3 separate regions of the Mus musculus genome follow, and regions 2 and 3 are each linked to region 1. The links are chromatin loops, found by intact Hi-C in ENCODE. Cell type or tissue: heart. All regions are shown on one strand.

Region 1 (8,000 bases):
CTGTTCCTTACTGTTTCGGCTCTATAACAACTCAGGTTCATAAAATAACTATAAAATGTCCTTTAAATGTTCTTCACAACTGTCTTTTTTCTCTCTCTCTCTCCCTCTCTCTCTCTCTCTCTCTCTCCCCTTTTCTCTTACCATCTTATTAGATACATGCTAGGAAAAAAACAAACAAACAAACCTGTTTTGCTGGGATGCAGACTCCCTGGTAAAGGGAGATAAAAGGAGGGCGGAACAAACTAGAAGCACGCTAAAGGAACCGAAAGTGAGCAAACAGTCGAAGCAGATCACCCAGAGTTGATTTTCACTGATAACCCCGGCAGCCCCTGTGTTGTGGCTAGTCATTACAGAAAGTCCGACCAGGCCTGCACACTGGGTATTCACATGGACCAAAAGCTGATGTTCTCAAACTGTTTTTATCAAGCAGTTTGAGATACCATATCTTTTATTACAAAAGACTTTAATATATGTCTGCTCATGGTGAGATACTCCCGTAGGAAGCCTCAGCACAGTAACTGAATTTAGGAATATTAACATGGGCACTATACACGACTGTCTAACATGTAGTCCTTTGCATCTGTTTTCCCAACAGCATCCTTTACTTTTGCCTGGTTTGGAATCACACATTGCCTTCAGCTGTGATGTCTTTTGGGTCCTCATCCAGGTTTTAGCCCGTAACTGGCCCAGTGCCTTGGCATCTTTGTGCTTCATACCCTTGGCATTTTTGACGGGTACTGATCAACACTTTTGCAGGCTACTCTTTGTTCTGGGTTTGCTCCACGTTTCTTCACAAACACATGTATTTTTCTTAGCAGGTAAGTGGTATTGTGTCTTTTTCAGGTGATCAATCAATCAGAAAGTTCATACTGTCAGCACATCTTACTGTTGGTGATGTAAATTCTTATTTGCTAATACATCTTAAACCAGAACGCAACGTGCATAGCCAAATGTCTCTCTCTCTCTCTCTCTCTCTCTCTCTCTCTCTCTCTCTCTCTCTCTCTCTCTGTGTGTGTGTGTGTGTTTCTCTCTCTCTCTCTGTGTTTCTCTCTCTCTCTCTTTTGAGACAGGGTTTTTCTGTGTAGCCCTGGTTGTCCTGGAACTCACTCTGTAGACCAGGCTGGCCTCGAACTCAGAAATCCACCTGCCTCTGCCTCCCAAGTGCTGGGATTAAAGGCGTGTGCCACCACGCCCGGCTCAAATGTGTTTCCCTTCTTGTTTTGTCATGAAAGAGATTCATAGAGAGCTAAACTGCTGTGGCTTAGCCTGCAGGAGCATAGTCCTCAACACTTAGCTGCCCACACCATCTGGGCTTTGTGTGAGCATTGATCAATAAGGTTGCAGCTGGGCACTACAATGCTGGATAGAAAACTGTACAAGTAATAAATTACTTCTGAACGCATGAATCAGAATTCTCTCTATGTTTGTACAACCCAATGACATTTAAAAAAATGACATCAGAATCTAAAGGGTGACCTCAATTAACAGTGGACTTTGCTGGATAGCTCCAAGTTCATCAGAAGAAACTCACTGGTCTCGATGCCTGACTTTATTCTAATCTGGATGTATACAAGAATTTACAGAATATCTTTGCACAGATTGTACACATATTCCAGACTTGAGCCTCCCATACATGGCAATGACTACTATAAAGTTCTCCAAATTTAGCCATTTGGAAATCACAAATCACCCTGCTGTGCCTCCCATTCTCTGATGTTCTTGTGATCTGTAGATTTTCATGTCTCTTTTCTTAGTGCCTAGAATTTTGTTCTGATTGTCAAGACCTCAGGATTCAGGACACACACACACACACACACACACACACACACACACACACACACATATACTAGGCATACCTACATATCCATTTACCGATAGAACTTGGGGTCTGCTTCCTAGGGCACAGACTTTGAGACCTACTTCTTTCCCTTTACAAACTCAGTTCTGCCTACATGGAGATACACTGATCAGAAGAGTGTAGGAATGCAGAACCAGTTTATATAAGCGTCTTCTTAGCCACCAGTCTGCTCTCACAAATGACACAGGCATAGGACAGTCCTATCTTGGAAGTATCTATCCCAGAGTTCTTTCTCTACAAACAATCACCATGAAATCCAAGAATCCTCCTCAGAAAGAAAGCTACACACAGGAGCCAAACTGCAGGCCAACCTGCTGTGCCGTGCCAAGGATCAGGGTGGCTTTCTGAAGGCAGAGGTGCTGCAGGAAAGCGATCAGGGTGCTGTCCCCTCTCTTGGCAAGTGTGGCTTGTTGGCAGCTAAAACATGCCAAGGTCCTTCAGCCTAGTTTACTCATCTCAAATTCAGCCACAGAGCTGAAGTCCAGCCAGGGCTTGGATGCTCTTGATTTCCTAATAGATTCTGCACAGAACATGGTCCTAACAGACACAGGCCCAAATATGTGCAGGTACTAGACAATGCCCCTTACAATGTATATCCATCAGGAAAATATAGTCTATATTTGGAAAAAAAGTTTTTTAAAAAAAAATTTATTTATTTATTTTATGTATGTGAGTACACTGTAGCTGTACAGATGGTTGTGAACCTTCATGTGGTTGTTGGGAATTGAATTTTTAGGACTTCTGCTCGCTCCAGTCAACACTGCTCACTCTGGTAGGCCTCACTTGCTCAGTCCCTGCTCTCTCCAGCCCAAAGATTCATTCATTATTATTCATAAGTACACTATAGCTGATTTCAGATGCACCAGAAGAGGGTGTCAGATCTCATTATGGGTGGTTGTGAGCCACCACGTTGTTGCTGGGATTTGAACTCAGGACCTTGGGAAGAGTAGTCAGTGCTCTTACCCGCTGAGCCATCTCACCAGCCCCTGAAAGAAAAGTTTAAAAAAAAAATATTTATTCACCTTTATTTTATGTGACTGTGTGAGTCCCTGCATGTATATATGTTCCTGCCTGGTACCCTCAGAGGTATGAAGAGGGTGTCTCATCTCCTTGAACTGGAGTTACAGGCAAAGCTATTGTTGTGGATGCTGGGAAATTAACTCTGGTCCTCTGTAAGAACAGCAAGTGCTTTTAGCCACTGAGCCATCTCTCCAGCAACACCCCTCCCCCCAACAAAAACCATTTTAAGAACACCCAGTGTGTCTTGAAATTGGAGATCATAACTCATTACAATCTATGGAACTAATTTCATGGATTTCTTATTTATAATACAAACTACTACTATAAGCTTCTTGGAATGTGTAGAGAGTGGAGGTGGGGGATATAAAAAAAAAGTTTAGGACATGGTCCTCTATGCTAGAAGCTGCAATCATCCCGAGGAGATGATTCATACATTTTTTAAAAAATTACTAGTATAAGGTACTAGTCTGATGACATGCTCACATGAGTGGAAAAAAATGGACCACTGGAAATGAAGAGTAAGCCATGTGGCTGAATGCTGGGGTTCGTAAATCAGATGACCTCCACGAAGTCGCAGCTCCTCCACTTCCTAGCAGTGTGACAAGTTACTTAAGTTTGCTAAAGCACTTAGAACAGCTCTAAACATTTCGGTGACCTGGAAGTATTCTCTACCATTGCCATAACTATTCAGCCACCATTTCAAGGATGGATGGCACATGAGCACAGAAGAATGTGAGGGAATCATAATGGATAATTCGCGCCAAAGCCGCTCAAGTTATAAGTTTGTAAATTTGTAAGTTTGTTGGCATCTACTAGGCAGGGGTTGAAGAAGGCAACAAGGCCTATTCTACCCAGAGTCAGGTCCACACGGCTCCCCGCCACGCTAGATGCCCGTGCCTGTCTTTAGGGGGCGCTGCCGCTTAGCCGCCGCGGCTGGCCCAGAGCGCGTCCCCGCCCCACGCGTGCGCGCCGCCCAGGTGAGGAGGCGGCTGGGCCGGGGTTGGGCGGGCTCATCGGCGGGGCGGAGCCCGAGCGGCCGGGGCGGGGCGGGGCGGGGCCCAGCGGGACCCAGGCTAGAGGCGGGACCAGCCGCCGCCGTCTCCGTCTCGCCACCACGGCCCCCACACAACCCGCAGCCACCGCGGGAGGAGCGGAAGCCGCCGGCCTCGCCCGTTCAGAGCCGCGCCGGCTGGAGCTCTGAGGAGTGGCGGCCGTCTCTCTCGCTCTCTCTCTCTCTCCGGCCCGACCCCGCCCAAAGGTGCCGAGCACCCCCGCCCCAACCCGAGCGCTCCCACCTGAGCCGGCGCCATGGCGGAGCAGGAGAGCCTTGAGTTCGGCAAGGCGGACTTCGTGCTGATGGACACCGTCTCCATGCCCGAGTTCATGGCCAACCTTAGGCTCAGGTGAGCGCGTCTCGACAGCCATGCCGGGGTTTCCCGAGAGGGGGCGCTGCTGAGGATTCGGGGTGACCGGGGCGAGCAGCTCCCGCGAGTGAGTGCGGCGGGGTGACAGGGGGTCCGCGGCGCTGGGTGGTCACGCCTCCCAGAGAGAGGACTCTTCCTTGGTGCGGCCTTGGGACTCCAGGGTGTGATGAGGTCTAGGACTGCACTTTAGGGGTCTGGGGTCGTCCCTGTGTGGTGTCTTGATTAGGGGCATGCTGGGCTTGAGGTCGCTTAGGGGTGCACCAGCCCGCCCTGAGCCAGGTAAATGATGTGGGCGGGACCGGGTGACTTAATGGAACAAAAGTAAGGGAAAAGAAAAACTTAGGAGCGGCGTGATGGCCCTGGCAGCCCCAGGAAAACTGGAAGGTTGTTTTAAAAGAGCCTGGCATCTATCTCCTGCTTTCACGCTCGATTTTCTTTTCTCGTTTCTTTCCTTCCTCTTCTTCTTCTTCTTTTTTTTTTCTCTTTTCTTTCTTTCTGGCGTGGTTCCATCCTACCATTCAGGATGCTATGGAGTGAACCCTAAGCTGTCTGTTCCGGGACACGGGCTATTTTTTAGTTACTCATTCGACGTAATTAGACCCGTTTCCAGACATCGAAGAGACTGCTGTACTTGCCAGTGCCAAGATAAACTGTCTGAATTTGACAAGGCGTCCATGGTTTCAGTTTTTTCAAGGAGTTATGTATGGATGGAGCCTTTGTGTTACTGACATCTTTGAGAATTTAGTTACAACACAATGCCCCAAAATGGGCTTCCAAGAGGAACTTATTTTAGAAAGTCTTCTATACGTAATTATTTCATTTTCAAACAGTAATATGTAATCTGAGTATTAAAGTGTTTTGACTTTAAAAAAAAACTGAAACGGAGTTTCAGCTTGAAGCGTGTGCTTACTTGTTTATTTGTTTGTTTGTGTTTTCCCGGAAGCTTTGCTCTGTCTGTTACTTGTAAACTTTATAGCCAAATATCACTTTTTAAACTTAAACCTGAAAATCATAATTAGGTTTGGATATTTACCTCAATTTTACTGTCAACTACAATTCTGTAATTTTTAAAAAAACCTGTTTTAATTTTTAAATTAACAAAACAAATAATTTCATATGTTCTGTTCTGCAATATGGCTAGGGTGAACTTGAACTTTTGCTCCACCTACCTTTACTTCCTGCTGGGAGTACAGGTATGCACTGCTGCACTTGATTTCTGTAGTGCTAGGCATCAAACCCAGGGCTTGGCGCATTAGGCAATCACGCTATCAACTAACAAACAGGGCTGCATCATCAGCCCTCATCTGTTCTGCGTCAGGCTTCCTTGTGTCTGGAGCAGGAACACTGGCCTGCAAACTACACATGCCTGCCATAAACTGGCCTTGTCTGTGGCCCTCCGTTTCCAGGAGTTTTCAGTGCTTGTATTCTAGGACTCCCCGGGTTTCCTAGGGTAGTGCTCTCAAGATACACAGAGTATTCCTAAATAGAATGTTGCGGAGTTATATGTAGTCCCCCAGTGTCCCCAGAAAGTCTATCCCAAGAGTCCCCGTGAATTCTAGAATCTGAGGATACTCACCTATCATCCCACCTACTTCTCAGGGTGTGTGTGCGTGTGTGTGATGCCGGGAAATGAGTTTGAGGTCAGTCTGGAGAGTTTTTCAAGGCTCTCTTTTAAAAATTACAATCAGAGGATTCCTGAGTTGTATAAACTGACATAGCAGAATACTAGCCCCTTCATATATGTGGGTCATGGATTCCAAGAAACCCCCTAGTGGATAAACTGTATATGCTGTGTTTTTCCCTTTAACTACATACCTGGTGATGAAAAATGACTCATATAAAACAGAACTATTATGACAGTAAGAAAAGTTAGATGGAATTTCTTGCAGTTTCTCTTTGTGCCATATTCACCTTCATTGATACTTCATCTGAAATTGCAGAGAATGAAGTTTTGGATAAGGGAGTCTTATTTGCATATAGCCTGTATACACATACCATCATATATACATATGTATATATGTATATATAGTCCTTCTCAGTCTTGGAGACTGAACTCTTGTTCAATCTTTTTGTGTGCTCTATCACTGAGCTGCCTCTCTAGCCCCTCTTGTGTATGTTAAATCATTGTATTGTGTTACTAATAATACCCAATACAGTGTAATGCGATGTAAAGTGTTGCTGCTATTACTAAGAGCTAATGACAAGAAAAAGTCTGAACCTGGTCAGCATTGATAAAATGTTTTCTCTAAATCTTTTCAATTCTCAGCTGATTGAATTTGATTGACTCTGAGAGTGTGGCACCAACAGTTGCAGAGTCAACTACAGATTGTATCCAAAGCATTATAACAGCATGTTGCACTTTTTTGTTTCATTGTTAGTTGGTTGTTGATTTTATTTTATTTATGTATTTAGTTTTTGTTAGTTTCCCCAGATATAGCCTCAGAAGTAAAGCAGTCCTCTTTAGATTCCTGAGTCCTGGGATTACTAACATGTGACACTGTGGTTTATATGTTAATTTTAAACCAAAGTTTAGATGCCCAACTTTTATATAAATGACCTCAAATACTGACCTAATCAAAATGAAGAAGTTTACAGCGGTAGTCAGTATTACCGTGGTTCAGAATCAGTGGCTGAGATTCGGATTTTAATTTTAACACTTTCCTGCTGTGGCCTATGGATAGCGTACTTAAATATTTCTGTATCTTTATCATTTTTGAAAAAATAGAATTAAGGTTATCTTGAGGTTAAATTAGTTAATTTACAGAATTCCTAAGATTACCTTCTGGCAAATACTTATTAGTAATGCTGTTCAAAGTTTTCTCAAGTGTACAGTAAGCAGAAAAAGAATATGTAAAATAACAATTTCACAAATTAAACTTGCTCAAAATTACTTGAGATTCTACCATACTTCCCTCCTGATGGAGCTATGGGCTTTGAGAAGCCTCTTTTCAATTAAGCTGCTGTCAATTACTAATCATTTCAGATTATCAGACATCAAGTCCATTTGCCAAGTATATACTGCTTACAAGACACAATAGTAACACTTGAATATAGTGTCTTATTTTAACTTCCATATGTACATTGTAATGTATCACGGAACTAATCATGTAGACTACATATGTATTAATCATATGTACTACACACATGACATGACATTAGCTAGAACCTTGAGGAATTTTCCGAGTTTAAAGTTGAAGGCTTAGAGTCAAGTTAATTTTTAAAACTTTCTTCTTGCCAAATATTGTAGTTTACTCAGGAGGTTGAGTCTGCAAGCTTGCAAATTCAACTCTAGCATAGTGAGATACTGTCTTACAACCCCACCCTTAGCCCCAACAGAAAAGAAAGGGTAAAACAAAGAATAATCCCCCCACCCCATCCCTCTGCAATAGAATTAAATGGTTGTGGCTTTTAAAAATTAATACTGTCATTATTCTTGCCAGTGGAAAGTGCTCTACAACTGAATTTGCCCTATGGCTTTTTTCTTTTTTCTTTTTTAAAAAAAAGCATTATTTATTTATTTTATGTATATGAGTACACTGTAGCTGTCTTCAGGCACACCAGAAGAGGGCATCAGATCCCATTATAGATAGTTGTGAACCACTATGTGATTGCTGAGAATTGAACCCAGGACCTCTGGAAGAGCAGTCAGTGCTCTTAACTGCCGAGCCATCCCTCCAGCCCTGGCTTTCTTCTTTTTA
Region 2 (8,000 bases), 55 kb after region 1:
TGGAACATCTTCTGGTTATATGCCCAGGAGAGGTATTGCTGGATCTTCAGGTAGTACTTATTTGTAAAACACAAGAAAATCAAGAAGAACGAAGACCAAAATGTGGATACTTCATTTCTCCTTAGAACAGGGAACAGAACACCCATGGAAGGAGTTACAGAGACAAAGTTTGGAGCTAAGACGAAAGGATGGACCATCCAGAGACTAGCCCACCCGGGGACCCATCCCATAATCAGCCACCAAGCCCAGACACTATTGCATATGCCAGCAAGATTTTGCTGAAGGGACCCTGATATAGCTGTCTCAAGTGAAGCTATGCCAGTACCTGGCTAATACAGAAGTGGATGCTCACAGTCATCTATAGGGTGGAACACAGGGCCCCCAATGGAGGAGCTAGAGAAAGTACCCAAGGAGCTGAAGGGGTCTGCAACCCTATAGGTGGAACAAAAATATGAACTAACCAGTACACCCCGGAGCTCATGTCTCTAGCTGCATATGTAGCAGAAGATGGCCTAGTCGGCCATCATTGGGAAGAGTGGCCCCAAGATCTTGCAAACTTTATATGTGTCAGTACAGGGGAACACCAGGGCCAAGAAGTGGGAGTGGGTGGGTAGGGGAGCAGGGCAGGGGGAGGGTATAGGGAACTTTCAGGATAGCATTTGAAATGTAAATAAAGAAAATATCTAATAAAAAATAAATTGATAATAATACATTTTTGTGCAGCCCGTGATGATAAAGATTTAATTTTAGTGGAACAGGCCACACTTTAGGCACTGCTTGTAAGTGTGGTCTTCATCCCCTGCTTCCCATGTGAGTGAGTCTCTACATTGCTTGTCTTGCTTCATTGTAATTTATGTGATAAGATACACTTTAGTGTGTTGAGTTACACCAGGGTGCTGGCTCTGAAGAGAGGTCCTGGGTCCAACCTGAGCCATCTCTTGCCAGATGTTTGGCTTCAGACAGTGATGTAGTTTTGAGTCCCAGGTCTCGTGTAGGAAGGAGCAGATGCAGGACTTCACAGTGAGAATCAAATGGAGCAGTGTGCGTGTCCGGAGTACCAGGGAACACCTGCAGTCACCTGGCAGACAGTAAGCTGTTAGCGTTACTTTAGGCAACAATATGTGTTGACCCATAATGCCATGCTTTCCAGAAAAGTCCCCCACCCAAAATCTATTTTTGTCTTCAAGAATTGAACTTTAAATACAACTTTTTAAGCTCCAAAATGAAAGTTCATTGGTATTTTGAATACAATGGCTTTAAATGTCTAAGTCTACTTCTGAGGAAATTGATGTCAACTTGCAGAGTTGCTGTGTCTGAATTAAGCTCTCATACCCAGTGAGTAATTTTTACTCTGCTAAAAGTTTGATGTGCTTTTAATAACTTTATGATCGTTTACTGACTTGACAGATACATTTCCTCTTAGCTCTGTCTTAGTTTATGTGACTTTTCCCCCCGGCTGCCTCTGAAGTCATTTTACATTTGTTTAATTTGTTCTTTGCTTTATGCTTTTCTTATCATTTGAGATGCGCAGTTGGTTTGAGATGCTTTCCTCTTGTAAGTTGCCTTTATAGTTACAGCTTTATGCCCCTTCTCTTCCTTTCTCACCCAGGCTTTGGTAACTAGGTTACTATTACTAGTCTTCCGGTTATATTGTGTTAGGTATTTGTGGGATAGAAGCAGCACCAGTGGCTTAACCAAATGGAGGCTTATTCTTCCCACAAAATGATCAGAACAGAGCTCGACAGTTGGGCTGGTTCTCTAGCTACACAGTGTCATTAGTGTCCTCATCTTAAGGTCCCCTCTCAGAAGCTATTCTTGGTTTGTGACTTTTGTGTTCCTACTTACCTCATAATCATGGGGTGATTGCCCCATATCCAACTGCTCATCTGTGTTCTAGACAGGAAAGAGGAAAAAGAGGAAAAGGAAAACAGGTGCCTTTATTGGAAAAGCAAAACGTTTTTAGAAACCCTAGCTCCTAGATCATTGAGCAGGACGGCCACAGACAGTATTTACCTTAGTCACCGATGTGGGCCTGACTTCCGCCTGCCTTACTTATGAATTGTGCAGTTTTAACATGTCCACCTTCCCTCATTCTCACTGACTCCTCTCCCTTCTCTTCTCTCTCTCTCTTTCTCTCCTTGTCCCTCCCTCTTTCCTTAATTTTTAACAATATTCCTATTCTCTCAAGAAAAGGGAGTTTTTCCTAATGGGCTATTATTGTGGGTTTTGGATTGTGGAAACAAGGTCCCCAGCTGGTGTTTGAAATTAGATCTGCCTGTGATGATTTAGTTCTGGGAGCCACAGGGGAGCCCAGACAGGAGTCTGTGTGCACATGTGCCTGTGCATGTGTACATGTATGTGGGAGGATGGGGGTGACTTGGTCTTGCTCCTCTTCAGCAGAAAGTGGCACTTTTGTGGTTCCTTGAGAAAATATATTTCAAATATGTTTCTTTATATTTCTCTACCATCTTGTTTCTCTACCATTTGTTTCTCTTGTGATTCTTCAAACAGTTTTTATATTTTAAAAAAAAACTTTTATTTTATGTGTGAATATATACATCCATTTATGAATTTAAGTTGCTCATATTGGAATAGTTCTAGAATCCATACACTGGAAGTTGTGGCTGTACTAGACTTGTTATTGTTCTTGCTCACTGGCTATAGCCTTTTCTTCCAGTTTTATTGAGACACAGAAATTGACAAAAATACCATTCTTAAAATTATGCATGTTATGGTTTGATGTTCATATACTGTGAAAAGATCGCCATTGTCAAGCTAATTAGCATATTCATCACTTCACTAACCATTGTGTATAGTGAGAATTCTTAAGATTTACTCTTAGGAAATTTCAAATGTATAATGCATTATTATTAAATGTTACAGCCATGTCATACGTTAGGTCTCCAGAACATCATGTAGAACTGAAAGTAAGTGCCCTTAATCAGAACCTTTCCTTCCCCCATCCGAGAGCTCTCATGGCCACCATCCTCCTACGTCCATGAGCTGGACTTACAGACTTCACTTTGTAAGTGAGAGCATCCAGAATTTGATTTCTGTGGCTATTTCACTTAGCTATTGGCCTCCAGATTCAGCCACATTGTTGTAACAGAGAGGGTTTTATGTGTGTGTGTATGTGTGTGTGTGTGTGTGTGTGTGTGTGTGTGTGTGATATTATTTTCAATCTACACAGGCACCTGGATTGTCTTCACTGTTGGTTATTGACATAATGAACGTGGGAGTGCAGATGTTTTTTCTGAATAGTGATTTAATTTCCTTAAGCTATATACCCAGAAGTGGGACTGCCAGATAATACAATGGAACAATTTTTAGTATTTTAAGGAAATTCCAGACTGTTTTCCATGATGGCCATACATTCGCACAAACAGTATATGCACGGGCTCCCTCCTTCCTGTCTACACTTTTAAAGAGGGACTGAGACTACTTTACTCTCCTGCTCAGCAATGGGTACAGTCTGATTCACCTGCTCCCCTGACCTCCCAGCCTCCCGCCCATGGCGGAGAGGACTTGATTCTAGGGTAGCCAGCCGACGGGCACAGCCGACGGGCACAGCCGATGGGCACAGCCGCCGCCAGTGCAGAGGTTCACACGGTCCTTTGAAGCACTAAGAGTATGTCTAGCTTCAGCCACTTAGTTTGTCATTACGAGCAGATTACTCAGAAGCCACTGTACCTCGGTTTAGTTCCCTATAAATTATTAGAGTCTATATAATGTTCATTTAAAAATAAAGGCAGTGCAGTTAATCCACACCAAGTGCTCAGAGCAGCGTGTGGCTCGCAGTCGAAGCTCGCAAGTGCTCAGAGCAGCGTGCGGCTCACAGTCGAAGCTCCCTCCGTGTGTTATGGTTTCTCTGCTAGAAATCTGCACTTAGAAACTGGACAGCTGCTAGCGTTGCTAGTCAGAGTTAACAACAGAACTCAGCCTTGGAACAGCGACTGCACGTGGCTGCACACAGGCAAGCAGCTTCTGAGGCAGTTCAAGCGTAGTTTGGTGGGGAAAGACTTTTGTTTTTAAGAAAAAATCCTTTTGTCTTTTTCTAAAATATTAAGAAGTAAGATAAACATTTAAAATACTCACTTCATAGATTTCTTTAGCTTACATGTCCAGATCATATGACCCAGCATATGCTTCAGAATTCCAAATAAATAACAATAATAAAAAACAATATATCCCTTCCTTTTGGGGTCATTGGATTCTTGACAAATCTAAAAAGAGCATGGCCATTCCCTTCAGAAAAGCCAGTAAGTTCACACAAATACATGGCAATCCAGGTTGATTATGCTCTATTTAGAGAACAATGGGAAGTCAGAACTGCCTGCCATTCCAATAAATGAAGAGGCAGAAACCACCATCAAAGCAGAGGGGCTTTTTATAAGGGGACAATAGAATTAGGAGAGAGAAATGGAAAGAAACCACAGCCCTACCTGTCACTTCTAGGTCTGGCAGTTTCTCCCCCGCATTCCTGAGAGATCCTGTGAGTCTCTTCACAGGCAACGCTCTAAGTCAGCATAGCCTCCTGCTCAGCAAACAAACTAGCCTGAAAAAAGATGGAACTGACTTCTGTGTGATGAAGAATTATTGCTGTGTCACGTCAAACCACTTTTAGCTAACATTGCAGCAAACGTTTTCAGAATGAAGTAAATAACCAGCTGCCGTTACTGTTCGGCTCCTGCTGACTTTCTTTTATGTAGGTGGAGTAGTCTCCAGGCATGCCCTTTAAAAAAACAAAACCAAACAGTCCAGTTTAAGGAAAAAGCAAGGAAGAGGTGACATCAACTTTTCTGGTAGAATTTTGTTTGGGTTACTTTTAAAAAGGTTTGGAACTGAAAATGAGACAGAACTTCCTAAAATTTTAGCTGGAAAGAATTTGAAGTGTTTTTAGTGCACTACTCTCAGCATAGGGAGCTGACCTCCAGGCCTGTGTTGCGCACTCTTATTCAGTGGTCATAGGAGGCTTCTGTGTAGGCTACCCTCACTCCCAGTTACTGTGTTACCCAGGAGCTAAGATGCAGCCATGCTGGAGCAGAACGAGATCCCGGATCTCCTGGCTGCACAGCGCGTGTCAAAATGCTTCTTTGGACTCTGACTCTATCTTATCTTCTTTGTCTTCTGACTCTATTTTACCTTCGTTGCCTTTCTTTTAGCACCCACTTTAAAAAGAAGGCTAGAAACTCAGGTCTCACATTTTGATCTTTGAACTGGATGAGGTCGTCCTTGGTGATGTAATCTCACCTGAGATGTCTTCCCACTGAGCTGGTGTTGCTGGTGGTACTGACTTAGCCAACCCTCCTTCCTTGAAGAGGCATTGTGTGGAGCCCCAACTTGGTGGTGCTGAGAAGAGGACGAGGGGCTGCTGGACAGTGGAGCTGTAGATGAGAACGTTAGGAGAATTCTCTCTTGCTTGCAGAGGGTCTGCAGGACAAGGTGAGGGGCAGGATAAGAACTCTGGCTCTAGAAATAGACAGGGGAGTCTCAGCCCTTCCTCTCTGATACTTGAAGGACTTAGGAAAGTACCCACACCTGTTGAAACCAGTCCTTAAACTCTGATGTTGGAGATGTTTTATTTATAAGTTGGTAGTGAGGATTCAGGTGATAACAGATGGAAGGAACTTAGCACAGGCCCTGACATGGTACCACTGTGTAAGTGCTGGCTGCTACTGTAGTACTTGAACACCGTTTTGAAGAAAAGCTACAAGGAGTGACAACACCCCTAATAAAATTCTTTCATTTTAGTTATTTTTTTTACAAGATTTCAAATTGAAAATAAGTTGTCATTTGCCAGTTCTCATAGCTAAGATTATTTTTCTTGGATATATGAGCTGTTCTGTTTAGCTGACAAACCAGTTCTTAAACTTGAGTCATTTTCTCAGTATAAAATAGTAGTTTCAGTGAATAAAATGGAGGATCATCTTTTTTTTATTATTATTAGATATTTTCTTTATTTACATTTCAAATGCTATCCCAAAAGTTCCCTATACCCTCCCCCTGCCCTGCTCCCCTACCCACCCACTCCCACTTCTTGGCCCTGTACTGGCACATATAAAGTTTGCAAGACCAAGGGGCCACTCTTCCCAGTGATGGCCGACTAGGCTATCTTCTGCTACATATGCAGCTAGAGACATGAGCTCTGGGGGTACTGGTTAGTTCATATTGTTGTTCCATTCCACCTATAGGGTTGCAGACCCCTTCAGCTCCTTGGGTACTTTCTCTAGCTCCTCCATTGGGGGCCCTGTGTTCCACCCTATAGATGACTGTGAGCATCCACCTCTGTATTTGCCAAGCACTGGCATAGCCTCACAAGAGACAGCTATATCAGGGTCCCTTCAGCAAAATCTTGCTGGCATATGCAATAATGTCTGGGTTTGGTGGCTGATTATGGGATGGGTCCCTGGGTGGGCTAGTCTCTGGATGGTCCATCCTTTCGTCTTAGCTCCAAGCTTTGTCTCTGTAACTCCTTCCATGGGTATTTTGTTCCCTATTCTAAGGAGGAATGAAGTATCCACACTTTGGTCTTCCTTCTTCTTGATTTTCTTGTGTTTTGCAAATTGTATCTTGGGTATTCTAAGTTTCTGGGCTAATAGCCACTTATCAGTGAGTATGTATCTAGTAACTTCTTTTGTGATTGGGTTACCTCACTAAGGATGATATCCTCCAGATACATCAATTTGCCCAAGAATTTCATAAATTCATTGTTTTTAATAGCTGAGTAGTACTCCATTGTGTAAATGTACCATATTTTTTGTATCCATTCCTCTGCTGAGGGGCATCTGGGTTCTTTCCAGCTTCTGGCTATTATAAATAAAGCTGCTATGAACATAGTGGAGCATGTGTCCTTATTACCAGTTGGAACATCTTCTGGGTATATGCCCAGGAGAGGTATTGCTGGATCTTCCAGTAGTACTATGTCCAATTTTCTGAGGAACCGCCAGACTGACTTCCAGAGTGGTTGTACAAGCTTGCAATCCCACCAGCAATGGAGGAGTGTTCCTCTTTCTCCACATCCTCACCAGCATCTGTTGTCACCCGCATTTTTGATCTTAGCCATTCTGACTGGTGTGAGGTGGACTCTCAGGGTTGTTTTGATTTGCATTTCCCTGGTGATTAAGGATGCTGAACATTTTTTCAGGTGCTTCTCATCCATTTGGTATTCCTCAGTTGAGAATTCTTTGTTTAGCTCTGTACTCCATTTTTTAATAGGGTTATTTGAATTTCTGGAATCCAGCTTCTTGAGTTCTTTGTATATATTGGATATTAGTTCCCTACCAGATTTAGGATTGCGCCCAAATCTAAACATAATAAAAGCAATATACAGCAAACCAGTAGCCAACATCAAACTAAATGGAGAGAAACTCAAAGCAATCCCACTAAAATCAGGGACTAGACAAGGCTGCCCACTTTCTCCCTATCTATTCAACATAGTACTTGAAGTCCTAGCCAGAGCAATTCGACAACAAAAGGAGATCAAGGGGATACAAATTGGAAAGGAAGAATTCAAAATATCACTATTTGCAGATGATATGGTAGTATATATAAGTGACCTTAGAAATTCCACCAGAGAACTCCTAAACCTGATAAACAGCTTCAGTGCAGAAGCTGGATATAAAATTAACTCAAACAAAGTGAGGATCATCTTTTGAGTGTAGTGGAGAGGGACCCTAGATTGCCCTCTGTTGAGCCATTAGATGATGTGGCCGTAGTTTACCTGTGCCCTAGCAGAATTGCCAAGATCAGTCCGCAGATCCCTTAGCATAAAAAAATTACAGATTTTTAAAAATGTAATCTTTTACTGTAAAAGAGCTAGCAGATAAAGGCCTAGTTTTGCTGACCATAGTTCCCTTAGTACCTCACTAAGTAGAAAAGAGTCATAGCTGCTTGCTTATGGTACACAGATGGATTGTCACAATTTTACCTAACAAAAAGTTTTATGATATGTGTGCCTATTCTTTCTTTTTTTAGTTGTCCTTCTCTTTAGTTAGAAATAC
Region 3 (8,000 bases), 65 kb after region 1:
ATCCCACTTGAAAAAAGAATGGCTTCATTTAAACTAGTCTGCTAATTCTTAGTCTTGCCTTCATTATTCCAAATACCTTGGCTCTTTTAACAGCCCAGTAGTAGTTACTCTGATTAAGTAGGTCCTGGAATTATCCTCCTCCCACCCACATCATTTTATAAGGTCACATTTTTGTATTTACAAATCCAGAGAGCATTTGCTGTTATTTATAAATGCAGAAGGAATAAAGGAGAAGTAAAATTTAAATGTCAGTCCCAGAGCATTGTTTATACAGCTGCCTTGGATTGTGGCAATCACTAAAAGGTGTTGCTGTTTCAAGAAATTTACCAGCCTACCTAATCCAAGTCAGAAATGCAGTCATTCTTTGCCTATCTCTCCACAGTATCTTGACTCCCAGTCAGCCAGATGAACTCATCTCATCCTAAACTCACAGAGCTCTAAATCTGATCACACAGGGCTACAGTTTTAGTCTTAGTGAAGTCCCATGGGTGCAACTGTCTCTCAACAAGTCTCACTGGCTGCAGACTCAATACTTTCATGCTGAAGCTAGAATTAGCTTTCCAAAGTGCTGAACCCAAAATCCTTCCATGTCTGGACCTTGCTCTTAGAATAAAACTTACTTATTTAGCAGTGCAAGAATTAATGCTAGTATGTAGCTGGTCTTTCCTACTTTGTGGGTTCTTCTCCTTTTTCACCCTTCCACCCCCATCCCTGATTTCATCCACTATTCACTAGATAGGGAACAAAGAAAGATGAACAGGAGAGAGATAGAAATCCTTGAATCGACTTTCTGTCTGTCTTCTTTTTTCTTTCTTTCTGTCTGTCTGTCTGTCTCTTCCTTCCTTCCTTTTTGGTTGTTTCTTCTTTGAATATGAGTACTAACAAACTGTAACTAACCCCCCCCCCCCCCCAACGACCATCAACCACCAACCTTACTTCTCAGGGCATTTATATTCCCTCTGAAAAGTTCCCAGAATTCCAAATGTCACACAGTTGCAGAAACTATCTGCAGCTGGCAAAACCATGCTTCTGCTAGGCGTGAGGCAATCACAGTCAGCTGCTGCGAAGCAGCTCCATAGCTGCACACTTGGGATTAAAACAAAAACATATTCTTATAATATTTCTGTTTTTTTTTAAGAAACCAAAATTTCATATTCTCACTATACCAGGGCCTTGCATGTGCTAGGCAACCTTTGACCTAAGCCCTCACCCCAAAGCTGTGTTGTCACCAGCCCCACCCTGCACCTCACTAGCTAGACTTAGATGTGTTGTATAGCTGAGGATGACCTTGAACTCCTGATCCTCCTACCGCTGCTGCCCCAGTCCACCAAACACTAGACCTATACTGTCAATGGAACTTGGAAGACCTGTGTCCGCCCTTCTGCTCTCCTACCTTGTCCTGTGCTACCTTCCCTTCCCTTCCTCTGCTGTGTTTTCTTCATACTGTGTTCCAGCCTTACTGAACCTTTGTCTATCCTTTAAACACCTTCTCAAATCCTCCTGCCTCTGCCCTGCTGTGATCTGTGTTGAGCTCTGTTCCTCCTACCGCTCCTACCCCACCCCTTTGGTAACTCCCATCCATCCTTTCTTCTCAGCTTAGATGTTATCTCTGGAATTGCCTTTTCAGAGCTTTGATATCTGGATAAAAGACCATCCCTTTGTGGCCCGACATCACCTTGTGTTTTCTCTATTCCCACACTTCTTTCTCTTTGTTTTCTTTTTGCTAGTCTCTTCCCTCTCCTAGGCTGTCTGGATGGTGACAGCTATGAGTGTATTGATCACTATTACATCTAACATCTGGCACATTGCCTAACACTATAAATATTTGTTACACAAATGAGTAATAGGATCTGTGAGAACCCAGGCCTGTACAGACTTATCTACTGGGAGGGTGATACTGGAAGATACACTAAAGGAGAGTCAGTGCTTGAATATCTTTCCAAGTATTGGGAAATCCCCAGTGCTAATAACCGTTTACAGGAGTAGCTGTTGACTGCTCAATGTGTTTTGAAAGTTGGACTAATAAGGATGTACTGCAGGAGTAGATGATGGGTTTGAATGACTTCACATTTGTTCCATTTGCTAAATGAAACTGTTCATGATGAGAGGATGTCGCAGTTATGGCAGAGGTTACTTACTTTGAGGATTTAATGACATAATACACATGAAGCTACTACCCAATCTTGTATTTGACATTTTGTAGGCACTTGGTAAATATTAATTCTTTTTAATAGCTAATATGTACCTTTGAGAACACTGAAAAGGAATTTCCCCTTGTCTTCACTCAATAGAATCACAAGCAAGAGAACTGGAATTCCAACTCGTAGCTTCTTTAGAGAAGGTCTGTGCTTCCATGGTTGAAGACACTATTCTATAGCTGGGCAATGTGGGGCAGATGAACAGGATCAAAGTACTAGAAAAAGGAGGAAGGTTAATGGAGTATGGATAGAGATCATGTAGTGTCGGCTACACTGCTCAAAACATTTCATAACTGGAGGAAAAAAGATCCAAGAATGATGTAAAATAGAGTCACAGAAGCTGGTGGTATTATCAAATGTCAAGTCAGACTGGGTGTGAGGCAGGGGCAGAGAGGAGAGGAATGAGAGGCCCAGCTGCTATCTTGGGGTATGGCAGACATAGGAAAGAAGAGCCGCCTTTGGCTTCCTAGCCCTGATTGTCCAGGTGGACAGTCATAGACAGTAAGAAGATGATCAAGTCATTTTAGTCTGCAAGGGTTAGTTGAGGAGTCTTGTGAGGCATCCCAGTGGGACTGTTCCACAGACACTGGAAGTGTGCGTTTCAGAATGCTGTTTCCCTGAGTTCAGAGTTGCTGCTTCCTCCCCTTTCGCATGGCTTCTGATGCTACTCTAGTCTCCCCCTCAACCTTCCTATTTCTTCACTGCTTCTCATGGTTGTAGCCTCTCCCTTCTCTTCTCAAAGGGTGCAACCCTTTGGTGAAGCCAGCATTATGTTATTTAGTTGATCTACTTTGTAAAAAGCCTATAAATCATTAAATTATAAGAACAACTTCTAAACCAAAGTAGTTTTCACCAGTAAACCCAAGGAACAGTGATAAATAGACACATTATCTAAAAACATTGTATGTCACAGATCTCTCTTATAGCCATCTTTACCTAAAGGTGCAGGAATAGGCTACACGAACTCAAGAGTAAACAGCAGGGCAAAGCTAGAGTGTTGATATACAGGAGGGTACAAGAGCCATCAGCAGGAAGCAGCTGACAGAGTAACACAGCTGGAAGGTGCATTCAGCTCTAAGAAATGTGGAAGGATGAGAAGTGACCTAACCCAGGAACCTGTGACAATGGGTTGTGGATGCAGCTATGGAGAAGAGTGCCCAGACAGCCAAAAACACTAAGGGAGGAAGGAAGGGTGGGAAGCAGTTGGCAGGAGAAACAGGAGGCCAACCGAGCACAGTTCTAAGAGAGAGCCTGAAGTCAAACTGAGGAGGGATGTAGATGTTGGAAGGCCCACATCAAGATACACTGGCCAGTTTCTCATGGATGTAAAGTTTAAACTGATTGAAAATGAATACTCCTGATTGCTTTATGGTTATAGTTTTGGGGAACTATAAATACTAGAAGTTGTGGAGTAAGACTCTTCTGCCCTGCCCCCTAATGTACCTAGTGACATACTACTAAAGGTATAGAGGTCTTTTTGTAACAAAGGCAATTTTCTCACTCCCCTGTGGTCTCCTGTGGATCTGGGTGCCTCCCCGTCTGTGACCAAGCATGCACATTGCAGCTCAATCTTGTGGCTGACTCTGCATCTCAAACACAGCTTCCTTAGTCACCAAAGCATATGCACTCCTGCTTCTCTGTACCTTGGCCCAGGTCTCTGGGTTCCACAGTGGCCTATTAGCTGGAAATGATGCATGACCCTGCCTATTTGCAAGAGGTGAGAAGAAAGGAAGAATCCAGTCATCTTTGCCATAGTGTTTAAGGGATAGTAATTGAAAAGAACAGCACAGAGATGCAATTATATGATCTATATCTTGTATTCCTACTTATACAATGAAACATGTTATATGGTATGTATTATATAATGTGTCTTTTAAAACTAATTATATAAGATATAGGCATATGACATTTCTGAAATGGTATATGAGGCTTTATTAACCAATTAATTTAAATAGTAGTATTCTTATTGATATTTAAGCAATTTGAATAATGTTAATTCTAATAGTAGAATTATATTAATTTCTGGAGCTTTCTCCCATCTGACATGAACTGGCTATAAAGTCTTCCATAAGAGCCAGGTGGTGGTGACTTTTGCCTTTAATCACAGCATTTGGGAGGCAGAGGCAGGAGGATCTTCATGAGTTAAGGCCAGGCTGGTCTATAGAGCAAGTTCCAGGACAGCCAGGGTTACAGAGAAAACCTTTCTTGAAAAAAGAAAAAAAAATCTTCCATGAAAGAAATTCAAAATCAAAACTTAAATTTGATAAGTTTAAGTTTTATGTCTATTAATTGTCCTCAATTGAAATTAATCTATAATCTTGCTATATGAGTATGTATGTACATACAGAGCAGGGAGCACTATAAAACCCACACATATTTATCCTCCCTCATGTTAGCTAACACCTGTAGGTTGCCAGTTTTATAAAATAGGAAATGGCAGTCACCATTTACTCTGGACCACTCCTTTCCTGAATACATTGAAACCAAAGAGCAGGCAAAGAAATAAGTAATCCATTCATAGTGAGCAGGTAAGGGTTGCCATGGAAAGCCAAACACCCTTGGCTCTGTGAACATACAGTAACAGATGATGTAATCTTTGCTCTCAAGAACAGTATTTTTTAAATATATTAATCTCGTGGGCCTGAAGTGATGGCTAGGAGGTAAAATGCTTGCTATACAAACATAAGGACCTGAGTTCAGACCCCAGCACCCATGTAAAAGCTAGGTGAGGCATTTGGTTGAGTGGACAGAAACAGGCAGACCCCAGAGGCTTACTGGCTAGCCAGGCTGGCTGTAACAGGGAATGCCACTCTCAAAAAGAAGGTGGGGGAGCTGGGGAAATGGCTTAGTGGATAAAGGCACTGCTCTGCAAGCTTGACAACTTGGTTGGAGTCTCAGAACCCACATACAAAGTGGGGCACAGTGGCATGCATCTCTTCTCCCAGCACAACTACAGTGAGGTGAAAGATGGAGACAGAATTGCCCAGAATTCTAAGGAGGATGCAACACAGAAACAGGAACAAGGGAGACCCTGCCTCAGCCATGTAGAAGGCAAGATCCAGCTCCAGGAAGTTGTCCTCTGATGTCCTCATGCACATTGTGGTGCATGTGTGCCTGCGTACATATCTCTCTCTCTCTCTCTCTCTCTCTCTCTCTCTCTCTCTCTCTCTCTCCAACATAATGCCCCAAATTGGGTGGAGTTTTTTGGTTTTTGTTTGTTTGTTTGTTTGTTTGTTTTCGAGGCAGGGTTTCTCTGTATAGCCCTGGCTGTCCTGGAACTCACTTTGTAGACCAGGCTGGCCTCGAACTCAGAAATCCACCTGCCTCTGCCTCCCGAGTGCTGGGACTAAAAGCGTGTACCACCATGCCCGGCTAAATTGGGTGTTTTATAGACAACTAAAATTTACCCTGAAGGACTCTGGAAGCTAGAAAGTTTAGGATCAAGACCAAGATCTAGATCAAGTAGGCTCAGTATCTCTTTAAGACCTGCCCCCTTGAAGAAGCTGACCTCTTGCTGTGTCTTCACATGGGCCTCACTTCCTCAGGGCTCTTTTCCCATTCCCAGGGGAACACTCATAGCCTACTCACTTCCCCAGGTGAAATACCTTTGCACTGCAGGTTGTGTTTTCCTGTTTGAATCCAGGGGTATACATTCAGTGCAGGCATCTAACTTAGCTAATAATATTACAGTAATATGCAGAGACACTGATTAACAGTGACTATAAGCATAACAAACAATCATTGCAAATAGAATGCTTATGATGTCTGATATGTATGTTTTTGAGCCAGAGTTGCCACTGTACCCTTAAATATTATTCTTTGTAACCTGGTGCTACTGTACACGGCTAATTACTAGGTCTACACCACTTCCTCATGCAGTCTCAGCCTGTGTGTGAGAGAATCCTAACTGATCTGTACTTTGTTGAACAATGTAAGTCCACTAAATCTCACCCTTGGCTATCATTGCAATGTTAAATTGTGTACAGTTCTGTAAACATTGTCCTTTCGCTTCACAGACCAAGTGACAGCTTCAGACACAACACCTGAAGTAATGCTGTTTTAATAGCAATTGCAGAACGTACTGTAAACAAATGTAGAAACACTAGCTTAAAAGAGCAGTGGAAGAACTTTGTGAGACACTTAATTGGCAGATAAGCTAGAGGCAGTAATTGTCCTGAAAGGCCAGTGGAGGAGGGAAATGACTTAAGGCCAACAGAACCAAGAAAACCCTTATGGAAAAGACTTTAAAGTGTTACAAAAACACTTTTTAAAAGTGTTTAAAAATATAAGTTGAATCAATTGTATTAGTAACTGTATTTTTGAGTAAACAGTAGTCGTAGTAGCTAGTACGCAATGTATAAATGCAAGTATTGCTACACGAATCTGATAGTCGGCCTTGGAATGCAAAGCCTTGTCTTCTTTTTAAAGATTTATTTTCATCATAATTGTGTTTCTGTGTATTGGGCTGTGGTGGGTGGGTATGTGCACTTGAGAGTCCAGGATCCCCTGGACTGAATCTCTGGGAAGCCATGGGACCTAGCGTAAGTGCTGGGAACTGAACTCAAGTCCTCTTCAGAAGCACAAAGTCCTCTTAACTGCTGAACCATCTCTCCAGTGCCTTGTTTTCTTATCTTTAAAACAAACAAACAAACAAAAAAAACCCCAGACCCAAAAGTCTTTGTTCTTTTGAACCATTACAAACTTCTTAGTAATTACTTTGAAACAGATTCTTTATAAGCAGGAATCGCCTGGAAGGTTCCTTTAAGAGCTCTGTTTTGCAGATGTTGTTTTGCTGTGTGAACTCCATCAGTCACAGCAGCAGAGTGTCGTCATCGCTGTTGCATCACTTCCTTTGCAGGAGAATTGACTCAGGATCCTTGGGGCAGGGTCATTTTCTCATTGTTTTGCACACTGTGTATCACCTATTTACGCGTGGAACTCAGATGAGTCACAGCCACGAATTAAATGGGGACTGTTATTACACCTGTTAGCTGTGGTGTGCTGGCCTGTATGCAAGCTGGCCTTCTTTCCCTTAAGCCAGCTTTCTATTATTTAAACTTCAGTTTCAGTTTCAGACCAAATAATATCCCTTTAAAAGATACATGCTTTCAGCTTCTCTTTAAAAAATCAGAATTTCTGGCACAACTCATGTGTTTTAGAATAAGAGCCATCTGCCAGTAAACCTTGCTGCTTCCTTCCTGCAGGGAACATGCTGGTCCAGGTCTCCACCATGCCCCACATGACATACTTCCTGTCTCTCACTTACCTGTCTGACTCTCCCAGGTATCTCTGCTTGATAATTAGATTAACATGTAATAATATGATATACCCAACAATTAAAAAGCAAGCAAAACCAAAACATTTGGGGTTTGCAATACCTGTTATCTTTTGTAACTAGAACTATGCATCATTTGAAGAATACCATGATATATAAATTCTATTGTTGAAGTCAATTAGTCTATTTTTGCAATATATTATAATGATTTTTATTTGTGCTTATATGGATGTGTACACAAATATGTGATAGCAGTGTTCATGAAAACACAATGGGCAGAATCATCAGAGTGAAGAATACTTGGGAATTTATTTCTTAAAGTTTTTCTTACAGGTTTTAAGTTTGAGATTTTATAAATGTGAAAGTTGTTTTTTTTTTAAACTCAAAGCTAACTCCTGACACAGATTATCAACAATGAGAAAGACTTTTCTTCTCTAAATGATCTTTTTATATTTTAAACAGAATTTGAGGAAAGGAACAATACCAGACTACTTGATTACCGTGTTTTTCCCCCAGGAAAAAGTATT

The links. A loop is a pair of places that touch in the nucleus more often than their neighbours do. Peaks named below come from ENCODE experiments on the same cell type or tissue, not always from the same donor. Only the 100,000 strongest peaks of a DNase experiment are listed, where the experiment ranks them.
Region 2: it touches region 1 in a loop (2.6-fold over the local background); 9 of 42 quality-filtered maps call a loop at or near these places.
Region 3: it touches region 1 in a loop (2.5-fold over the local background); 9 of 42 quality-filtered maps call a loop at or near these places.

The regions. Positions count from the first base shown.
Region 1 is chr11:80,775,979-80,783,978 of GRCm38, reverse strand. It overlaps Myo1d (myosin ID), which reads left to right and starts at 3,954. Exons shown (of 22, transcript NM_177390.3): 1 at 3,954-4,281. The coding sequence starts at 4,187. In heart, CTCF peaks have their summits at 3,759, 4,326, 6,085, 7,875 (motif pointing right) and 1 weaker place; DNase peaks (open chromatin) are centred at 3,878 and 4,338; H3K4me3 peaks cover 1,635 bases; H3K27ac peaks cover 1,664 bases.
Region 2 is chr11:80,720,856-80,728,855 of GRCm38, reverse strand. The region is part of intron 1 of Myo1d (myosin ID); the gene reads left to right. Gm31042 (a long non-coding RNA gene) reads right to left here and starts at 4,755. Exons shown (of 3, transcript XR_388890.3): 1 at 4,443-4,755; 2 at 1,846-1,893; 3 at 844-1,078. In heart, a CTCF peak has its summit at 3,986; no DNase peak of the experiment used is centred here.
Region 3 is chr11:80,710,633-80,718,632 of GRCm38, reverse strand. All of the region lies in intron 1 of Myo1d (myosin ID), which reads left to right. Among named protein-coding and RNA genes, the nearest start is that of Gm31042, 9.5 kb to the left of the region's middle. In heart, no CTCF peak of the experiment used is centred here; DNase peaks (open chromatin) are centred at 3,362 and 7,042.